Regions from separate parts of the Homo sapiens genome. Here region 1 is linked to region 2. The links are chromatin loops, found by intact Hi-C in ENCODE. Cell type or tissue: GM12878. All regions are shown on one strand.

What was found. Peaks named below come from ENCODE experiments on the same cell type or tissue, not always from the same donor. Only the 100,000 strongest peaks of a DNase experiment are listed, where the experiment ranks them.
Region 1: a loop joins it to region 2, with 2.9 times the contacts of the local background. A loop is called at or near these places in 1 of 110 quality-filtered maps.

Annotation. Positions count from the first base shown.
Region 1 is chr1:56,045,341-56,050,340 of GRCh38, reverse strand. All of the region lies in intron 3 of LOC105378737 (a long non-coding RNA gene), which reads right to left. Among named protein-coding and RNA genes, the nearest start is that of LINC01755, 100 kb to the right of the region's middle. In GM12878, no CTCF peak of the experiment used is centred here; no DNase peak of the experiment used is centred here.
Region 2 is chr1:56,523,103-56,528,102 of GRCh38, reverse strand. PLPP3 (phospholipid phosphatase 3) reads left to right here. Exons shown (of 6, transcript NM_003713.5): 3 at 3,549-3,826; 4 at 4,223-4,280. Among named protein-coding and RNA genes, the nearest start is that of PLPP3, 54 kb to the left of the region's middle. RefSeq lists an enhancer at 2,093-2,372. In GM12878, no CTCF peak of the experiment used is centred here; DNase peaks (open chromatin) are centred at 1,152 and 2,392; H3K4me3 peaks cover 357 bases; H3K27ac peaks cover 825 bases.

The DNA.
Region 1 (5,000 bases), 480 kb after region 2:
TCTGTTCCATTGGTCTATATCTCTGTTTTGGTACCAGTACCATGCTGTTTTGGTTACCGTAGCCTTGTAGTATAGTTTGAAGTCAGGTAGCGTGATGCCTCCAGCTTTGTTCTTTTGGCTTAGGATTGTCTTGTCAATGTGTGCTCTTTTTTGGTTCCATATGAATGTTAAAGTAGTTTTATCCAATTCTGTGAAGAAAGTCATCAGTAGCTTGATGGGGATGGCATTGAATCTATAAATTACCTTGGGCAGTATGGCCATTTTCACGATATTGATTCTTCTTAACCATGAGCATGGAATGTACTTCCATTTGTTTGTGTCCTCTTTTATTTCATTGAGCAGTGGTTTGTAGTTCTCCTTGAAGAGGTTCTTCACATCCATTGGAAGTTGGATTCCTAGGTATTTTATTCTCTTTGAAGCAATTGTGAATGGGAGTTCACTCATGATTTGGCTCTCTCTGTTTGTCTGTTATTGGTGTATAAGAATGCTTGTGATTTTTGTACATTGATTTTGTGTCCTGAGACTTTGCTGAAGTTGCTTATCAGCTTAAGGAGATTTTGGGCTGAGATGATGGGGTTTTCTAGATATACAATCATGTTAACTGCAAACAGGGACAATTTGACTTCCTCTTTTCCTAATTGAGTACCTTTTATCTCTTTCTCCTGCCTGATTGCCCTGGCCAGAACTTCCAACACTATGTTGAATAGGAGTGGTGAAAGAGGGCATCCCTGTCTTGTGCCAATTTTCAAAGGGACTACAGAACAGAGCCCTCAGAAATAATACCACACATCTACAACTATCTGACCTTTGACAAACCTGACAAAGACAAGAAATGGGGAAAGGATTCCCTATTTAACAAATGGTGCTGGAAAAACTGGTTAGCCATATGTAGAAAGCTGAAACTGGATCCCTTCCTTACACCTTACAAAAAATTAATTCAAGATGGATTAAAGACTTAAAATTTAGACCTAAAACTGTAAAAACCCTAGAAGAAAACCTAGGCAATACCATTCAGGACATAGGCATGGGTAAGGACTTCATGTCTAAAACACCAAAAGCAATGGCAACAAAAGCCAAAATTGACAAATGGGATCTAGTTAAACTAAAGAGCTTCTGCACAACAAAAGAAACTACCATCAGAGTGAACAGGCAACCTACAGAATAGGAGAAAATTTTTGCAATCTACTCATCTGACAAAGGGCTAATATCCAGAATCTACAAAGAACTCAAACAAATTTACAAGAAAAAAACAACTCCATCAACAAGTGGGCGAAGGATATGAACGACACTTCTCAAAAGAAGACATTTATGCAGCCAACAGACACATGAAAAAAATGCTCATCATCACTGGCCATCAGAGAAATGCAAATGAAAACCACAATGAGATATCATCTCACACCAGTTAGAATGGCGATCATTTAAAAGTCAGGAACCAACAGGTGCTGGAGCGGATGTGGAGAAATAGGAACACTTTTACACTGTTGGTGGGACTGTAAACTGGTTCAACCATTGTGGAACACAGTGTGGCAATTCCTCAGGGATCTAGAATTAGAAATACCATTTGACCCAGCCATCCCATTACTGGGTATATACCCAAAGGAATATAAATCAGGCTGCTATAAAGACACCTGGACACATATGTTTATTGAGGCACTACTCACAATAGCAAAGACTTGGAACCAACCCAAATGTCCAACAATGATAGACTGGATTAAGAAAATGTGGCACGTATACACCATGGAATACTATGCAGCCATAAAAAATGATGAGTTCATGTCCTTTGTAGGGACATGGATGAAGCTGGAAACCATCATTTTCAGCAAACTATCGCAAGGACAAAAAACCAAACACCACATGTTCTCACTCATAGGTGGGAATTGAACAATGAGAACACTTGGACACAGGAAGGGGGACATCACACACTGGGGCCTGTTGTGGGGTGGGGGGAGGGGGGAGGGATAGCATTAGGAGATATACCTAATGTAAATGACGAGTTAATGGGTGCAGCACACCAACATGGCACGTGTATACATATGTAACAAACCTGCACATTGTGCACATGTACCCTTGAACTTAAAATATAATAAATATATATATTATATATATATATATAAATGTACAAGGAGATTAAAGTTGCTTTCATGCCTGCTAACACAACATCCATTCTGAAGTCCAAGGATCAAGGAGTAATTTTGACTTTCAAGTCTTCTTATTTAATAAATAAATTTCATAAGTTGATAGCTTCCATAGATAGTGATTCCTCTGTTGGATCTGGGAAAAGTCCATTGAAAACCTTCTGGGATGGATTTGTCATTCTAGATTCCATTAAGAACATTCATGATTCATGAGAGGAAGTCAACATATCATCATTAACAGGAGTTTTGAAGAAATTCACTCCAATCCTCATGGATGACTTTGAGGGGTTCAAGACTTCCATGAAGAAATTAACTGCAGACATGGTGAAAATAGAAAGATCACAAGAATTAGAAGTGAAGGCCTGAAGATGTTACTGAATTAATGTAATCTCCTGGTAAAACTTGAATGGACAAGGAGTTGCTTCTTATGGATGGGCAAAGAAAGTGTTTTCTTAAGATGGAATTTACTCCTGGTGAAGATGCTGTGAACATTGTTGAAATGACAACAAATGATTTAGAATATTACATAAACTTAGTTAAGAGTTTGAGAGGGTTGACTTCAATTTTTAAAGAAGGTCTAGTGTGGGTAAAATGCTATCAAACAGCATTGCATGCTACAGAGAAATCTTTTGCAGCAGCAAACTTCATTGTTGTCTTATTTTAAGAGGTTGCCACAGCCACCCCAACCTTCATCAACTACCACCTTGATTAGTCAGAAGCCATCAACATCAAGGCAAGATTCTCCAACAGCAAAATGATTATGACTCGCTGAAGGCTCAGATGATGGTTAGCAGTTTTTGGAAATAAAGTATTTTTAAAGTAAGATATGTACATTGTTGTTTTACACATGATATTATTGTACACTTAATTGACCATGATATAGTATAAACCTAACTCTTATCTGCACTAGGAAACCCAAAAATCCATGTGATTCCCCATTTTATTGAAGTATTTACTTCAATATTGAATCTACAATATATCTGAGGTATGCTTGTATATATTCTCAAAGCATCTACTGTGCCTATTATATCCTCAAAATCAGGCTAAACTCCCTCTGGAGTCTCCCCTCATCACCCTAGACACCATATTCTTGCTCTTTCAAAACATATACTTTCTTTTTTTTTGCTTATTTGTTTCAGCTTTTGCTTTTCACACAGCCATAGACTAGCCTATAATTGTCACTCTGATGAAGCTATATAGGCTGAGATTTTAATTTCAATGGAGATGGGAAAGCAAATAAATAGTAAATAAATCTAATTTAAATAAATATTACTGGAAGTTTTTATGTGATTACTCTTATGAAATGGGTTTTAAACAAACCCATGTTTGATGATTCCTCTCCTATAGGCAGCCAAATGGAGACTTTTGCTAATATCTTGGTATAGCAGAAAGGGAATGGGTTTTAGCTTCAGGGCCAAGCTCAAAAGTTGCTGCTTCAAAGAAGTTTTTCTTGACCCCCTCAGAAGGTCAGATTCTCAATTATATTGATTGAAATTGTGGCTCTGAAAGTACTCCATAATTTGTAAGGTGCTATGCAAATGCTGGTAATTATTATCTACTTTAAGACATAATCAGAAGGACACACCATGGTAAGATATGTTTTTATTTTTAACTGTTTGAAGTAGGTCTAGTTTTATTTTAGTCTAAGAAAAGGGTGAATTTTTATTCTTCTTCCCACTATTCATGACCAACCACAGGGGATCTCATTAGTGATTCAGTTGGTACTTACCACACTCCCAACTTGGCCCAAGAAGTGATGGAGTCTGAATATACACATGGCCTTAAAACAATTCAGAAATGAACTTAATGGCATTTAACAAATAATAAGCAAGTGGACAAATGCAGCCTCCTCAAACCATCTCTAATAACCCCACAAGAAAGAAGGAAAGAAGCCATCTCTATAAAAGTGCAAGGTGAAACAGCAAGTTCTGATGTAGAAGCTGCGGCAAATTAAAGAAAACAATATTTGAAATACGGGATAGTGCACTGCTCTGGGCAGATTTTGTGAATCTTAGTCCTCCAGTTAGAAAAGAGGTAGAGGTCCATGCTCTTCTGCACTTCTTGGTCTCTTGTCATAAGTAAGACATTCTGGCCCAAATTTTATTCAATTTTTAAGAGATTTTCCTAAGTATTTTAAGGTGCTGATTTTTCCTCTATTTCTTCCTCAGGGATCATGGAAGGTGATGTGGTTTGCTTGCCACATAAATTCAATTTGTCTTTAAAGCTTCTCGTCTTTAAAGCTGCTTCCTCTTACATAAAATGAAGATCAAAATCTTTATTTGACCATGTCTACCTGCTAAATGTTTGTGGCACTGAAGGAGCAAAGAAAGGGAAGATCTCCTAAGACTCCAGAGAAACACAAGGAGTCTTTATCATCAGGGGTCTTTGAAGGGAAGGAAGGTGCATGCTGTCTTAACAGATCAGCACCAAAGTTTTGAAAATCAAGTTGACACTTACAAATTAATAGCCCCATCTTGACACGCTCACTGGACAAGAACAAGTAGACACTGAAGCACTGGCTGACCCACTTGCCCCTGTCCTGTCCCACTTACTCAAAGTACCTCTTTGTGGTTTTGGACAGCTCACATTGAGAAGTGGTCAGCTTTAATTTTCTTTCTCTTGTTTCTCACACAGCCATAGACCAGCCTAAGATATAGAAGCTGAAATTTCAGTTTCAATAGCACTAGTGAGAATGAATTAATATTGAATAAATCTGATTTAAAAAATATTTCTGGCAGTTTTTATGATGATAATTCTTATGAATATGCAGCTTTAAACAAATTCACCTTTGTTGATGGTTCTCTTTCCTATAGACAGCCAAGCAGAGAGTTTTGCTCATATCTTGGCATAGGAGAAAAGGGGACA
Region 2 (5,000 bases):
TCAGAAAGGGATCAACATTGAAGGCATTTTTCTCAGCAGTGAAATTTACATATCAGAACCTTGCTGACTGAGGCAGAAATGAGGGCTCTAGGGGCAGGAGTCTGGGAGTGGGGACAGAGTCTTTGTAGGAGGAGGGGGAGGGAAGAGCTTATTTTCTTACCCAGGAATAAAAACATTGTGAGTAATGAATAAAGTCCGAAAGCAGTAAATCTGGGACTCGAGAGTTAGGTGTGTAACGTGTCGGAGAACAATTTAAGCCTTCGCCTCGTCTGTAGAGGTGAGGTATTCAGGCTGCCTTTCACAACCCAAATTTCATTAAATAGACTTTTAAGGGTTAGGATTACAAGAAGCCAAGTCCGCCTGGTTCATAATGATGATTTATGGCTGTGTTGTCGACTCCCTGACCCTTCTGTACAAGGGGATAGAGAAAATACATAATTTGTTGCTCATTCACTCTAAAATCTGTCAAGGCTGCCCCAGAAGCCATGTGGTCCTGGAGTCATGTGTCTGCTAAATGGCTTCAGCCTGGCCCTCTCCTTAAAAATCTGCAATTGCTCTTCTGCAGTGGAAATTGGTTTTAATAACAATAGAAATGATAAAATTATCTCAGTGTAGTCTGCTGTGGGTCTTTGAGCTTAAGAGTCAGAATACCTGGGCTCTACTCTTAACTCTGTCACTTACTGGCCTCAAATCCTTCAGAAAAGTCACTGTCTCCCAGAGCCTTAGTATCTCCATCTGTAGAATGGAATATCTTCTTCACAGAGAAGATTCAATGAAACTACAGTACAAAATAAATGTAAGAGATGGCTGCTGTTAACATTATTATTAGGAATTTGAGGTACTGCAAAATGTTCTTTTCATCTCCTTGTTTTCCCTTGAGTGAAGGAAACATTTTACTTTGCAATTTACTATCTTAAGACTGTGACACTAAAAATGGAAGTTTTAGAGATGGGACATTAGAGCTGAAAAGAATCCCTGAATTGTAATCAAACCCCGTCTCCCTAAAGTAACTGGAGCAGAAAGGTGACTCATCTGAGATTAATCAGTAAATTCATAAAAGAGATGCTAATTTGCATTGGAAACTCACATGTTCTTTCTCAGCATCAAACAGGAAATCGTGTTGACTGATCCTCAGGCCACACCTGCTTAGAAACAGTTCCTTAATCTGTAGCAGTGTCTGGTTCAGGGAACCAGAGAGCAATCTGAGGTCAGGGATTTTATCTGGGGCCTTGGTTCTGCTCCCTGCTTCTGGTGTCATCTCTGAGCAAGTAACTTTCCTCTGCCATTGCTTATTACCTGTGCTTGGTTGGCAGGCTAGTGGTGGATGGTGGACGTAGCCCAGGAAAGTTGAGAATAAATGTCATTGCAGTTATGAAGTCATAAATCAGAGTCTAGCACCCTCGTTTTGCAAATGCAGAAACCAATTTATCCCAAATTCACTAAACAAGTAGGGACTTGAACCTCGGCTACTTGACTCCTAGTTCAGTGCTCTTCCTCCTGCATAAAAAATCTCATATGACTTATAAATAAGGAAGAATAAAAAAGATTAAGAGAACATGATTGTGGTAATAAACATCTGGAACTTGTTTGCCTGTGAGGTTACATAGGGTAAATGTATAAACAGGTTCAAAAGGGGAATTAGATCATGAATGGTAGGAAAGAATGCTGGGCAGGGAGTCAGTGCACCTGGGTTTAATCTTTAGATGGGAGCTAATTTGGACCTAAGTTTCTTCTAAATATAATGGTCCCTTTCATTAATGACTTGCCATGCTTCCTGGAGTTTAATCTCTGCAACGTGTTATCAAAGCATTCTTGGTAATGTTGAGGGGATACTTCCAATTTTGTAATAAGGCAACTCTGAGGACTACCGTCCTGCTCCCTTTCCTTCATTTGTTCCTTCAACTGATAGTCTTTGAGCATCTATGCAGGGTCCCATACTAGTTTTGCTCTCTCAGGAAACGGCTATGCCAAGATGCTGGCTAGAGTGGCCTTTGCCTATGTTCCTCTAATACAGAATTGTACTCAATATGTTCTGGGAAAACAAAATGTAGCTCTTATATATAAAGCATTTATGAACACAGAGTCACTGTGTCAATGTTGGCAGTGATAATAGCTGTTCTCACTGCTGCACCTGTTTGTCCCTGGGCCCAGCTGGTGTTTCCTTCCTACGTGGTCGTCCTCCCCCAGACTTTGGAGCCCTTGAGGACCTTGATCAGACCTCATGCCTTGATGCTTTCCTCCACTGTAAAAGAATATTGGGAGCCTTTGCAAAGGAGTGTCCGGATATGCCAGACTATTGCTTCCCTTGTGGCTGTGCACATGCTCTCTTCCCTCTGAAAGGGCAAGTGTAACTCATCATCCTGCCCTGGGAGGAAGTGTGAAGGGACTTTTGTGGTGAGTGATGAGTTGACCATCACTGTCTCTGGGCTGTGGTTACAAGCAGGAAGTGGCCATGGCTGGGCTGTGGAGTTAAGACAAAGGCAGCAGGGTGTGTGGTTGTGCACATCATAGGCATTTACCTTACAGAACATCAGCTGTCCCCCATCCTTAATGTAAATGATGTCACTATATCTATCTTGAGCATCAGGATTTCGTGACATAAAGAATATAAAAGCAATGTCTGGTATATAATAGGTAATCAGTAATTGGTGGATTATTTTCAGTAGTGATAAATCTCCTCTAAGCATCATATCATAGATACAGTATGAAAATCAAGAAAGATTTGAGAAGGATCGTCAGGCTCAGAGAAGACAGCACAGGCTGACTGGAGGAAATTCACAAACACTGAAGGGCATCGTACTACAAGTTTCTTAGTTGTTAGACTGGTATTCTATTCATCACACTCTGCTTCTAAAAAGTAAAAGCATCACTTTCTGTGATCCAGGTCATTTCCCATTCATGTTATCCTATTTGAACCAACAACTGCAAAGGTGAGCAGCCTCCTTTTATGGAGCAGAAGGCCAAAGCTTGGAGGATGTAGATTATTGCTGAAGGATACCAGATTGGTGGCAGAGTCTGAATTCCCCAGGACTTAACCATGGTGTGTCCAGCTCTTCTTACAGAAACTCTCACCATGGCCAATGTCAGCACAAGGCTGAGGCCCTTACTAGAGTCAGGTCATTGTTGGTGATCCTTTACCCCAAATCTCAGAATCTCGAGATTTGCTCAGACCCTGTGACATCATAGCTACCCTTTACCTTGTCGTTGATTCTTCATTTAGTATTTCTTTTCTATAGTTAAGTTCTTGTCTCTCCCTTAAAAAAAAAGATACACACACACACACACACACACACACATACACATATATACATATAAATATATTTGGTTGTATATTTTTGTTGTTACAAAGGGGCTTAAAACACCCAACTATATTAGCGCTTTGATCTTTTCTTCTGTGCATATTTGTGTCTGTATATTTCATAAATAGAAAATTAGGACACTCCTTTGCAAATACTGAATATTCTCCTGTGTTGTTGAATATCCGTTACGGCATCAGTGTTGATGATGAATCTTGATACTGCCTAATTCCCCTGTTGGATTCCTTTTAGATCATCACGGGGGAATTCTACCGGATCTATTACCTGAAGAAGTCGCGGTCGACGATTCAGAACCCCTACGTGGCAGCACTCTATAAGCAAGTGGGCTGCTTCCTCTTTGGCTGTGCCATCAGCCAGTCTTTCACAGACATTGCCAAAGTGTCCATAGGGCGCCTGCGTCCTCACTTCTTGAGTGTCTGCAACCCTGATTTCAGCCAGATCAACTGCTCTGAAGGCTACATTCAGAACTACAGATGCAGAGGTGATGACAGCAAAGTCCAGGAAGCCAGGTGAGACACCACCTCCGCATGGCCAGAGCCTGGACCCCTTTCATACAGTGCAGTTCAGTGAGCACTTACTAGCTGGGCCCTGGTTTAGATGGGTGAATAAGGCATAGTTCCTATTCTTGAGGAACTCACAGTCAGATGATTGAGACAGATATGTAAATCAATACTTCCGATATAGCATGGGTAGGTACATTCATTCATTCATTCTTTTGTTTATTCATGAATTCATAGGTGCCTGCTATGTTCCAGGCATGGGTCCAAAGCACTACCAAGGATGCAAAAATGAACAGGGCCTAGTGCCTGCTCTCAAGGTTACAGTCTAGGGAGGGAAGACAGACAGACAAGTGTGTATCAGGGATGTGAATACGGCCCTTTCATGGCCCTCTCTTGCTCTTGCAGGAAGTCCTTCTTCTCTGGCCATGCCTCCTTCTCCATGTACACTATGCTGTATTTGGTGGTAAGTACCCACCCTTTGATTTGAGCAGTGCTCAGTTCCAGCTTCGATCCCTTCTGATATGATAGCCCTCAAAATAGTTTAGGGGCATGCCATCACTGTGAAATCCTTGAAAAAGAGGTTAGCTAGAAAAGTTAGGTTTAATTCTGAGCGCTGCCACTGCCTTAGCAGAAGTTATTTTACTTTCTAGTTTTTTCCCCCATTTTTCAAATAAAAATAGTATTTGCCATAGCTGCTTGATAAGCATTGTGGACACATTTTGGAATTTTAAAGTGATAAAGACACTTGTATTAGGTTGGTGCAAGAGTAATTGAGGTTTTTGCCGTTACAAAAACCCCTGGACTACATTACTTAAATGGCAAAAACCACTTACTCTTGCACCACCCTAAATATAACATTTTAGGGTACAAACACTGTTTTCTGAAAATCTATGGTGGGAAAAGATTGCTAAGTAAGTCTCAGAAAATTAAAGTGAACTGCCAAAATGTACGTAACAGCAGGACTGTTGCTCAAGCCCAAGCCTTCTGATAAATTTTTTTGCAACGTTCACCATGTCAGTCCTCTATATTCTACGGATGGAAGGGCTTTAAGGATCATCATTACCTAAGTATTTAGAATAATTTTGAGTTTTGCAAAATACTTCTGCTCCATGAGGACGCATGACTTCATAACAACACTGTGAAGTATAAAATCCATGCCCCATTTCTCAAATCCACAGACCAA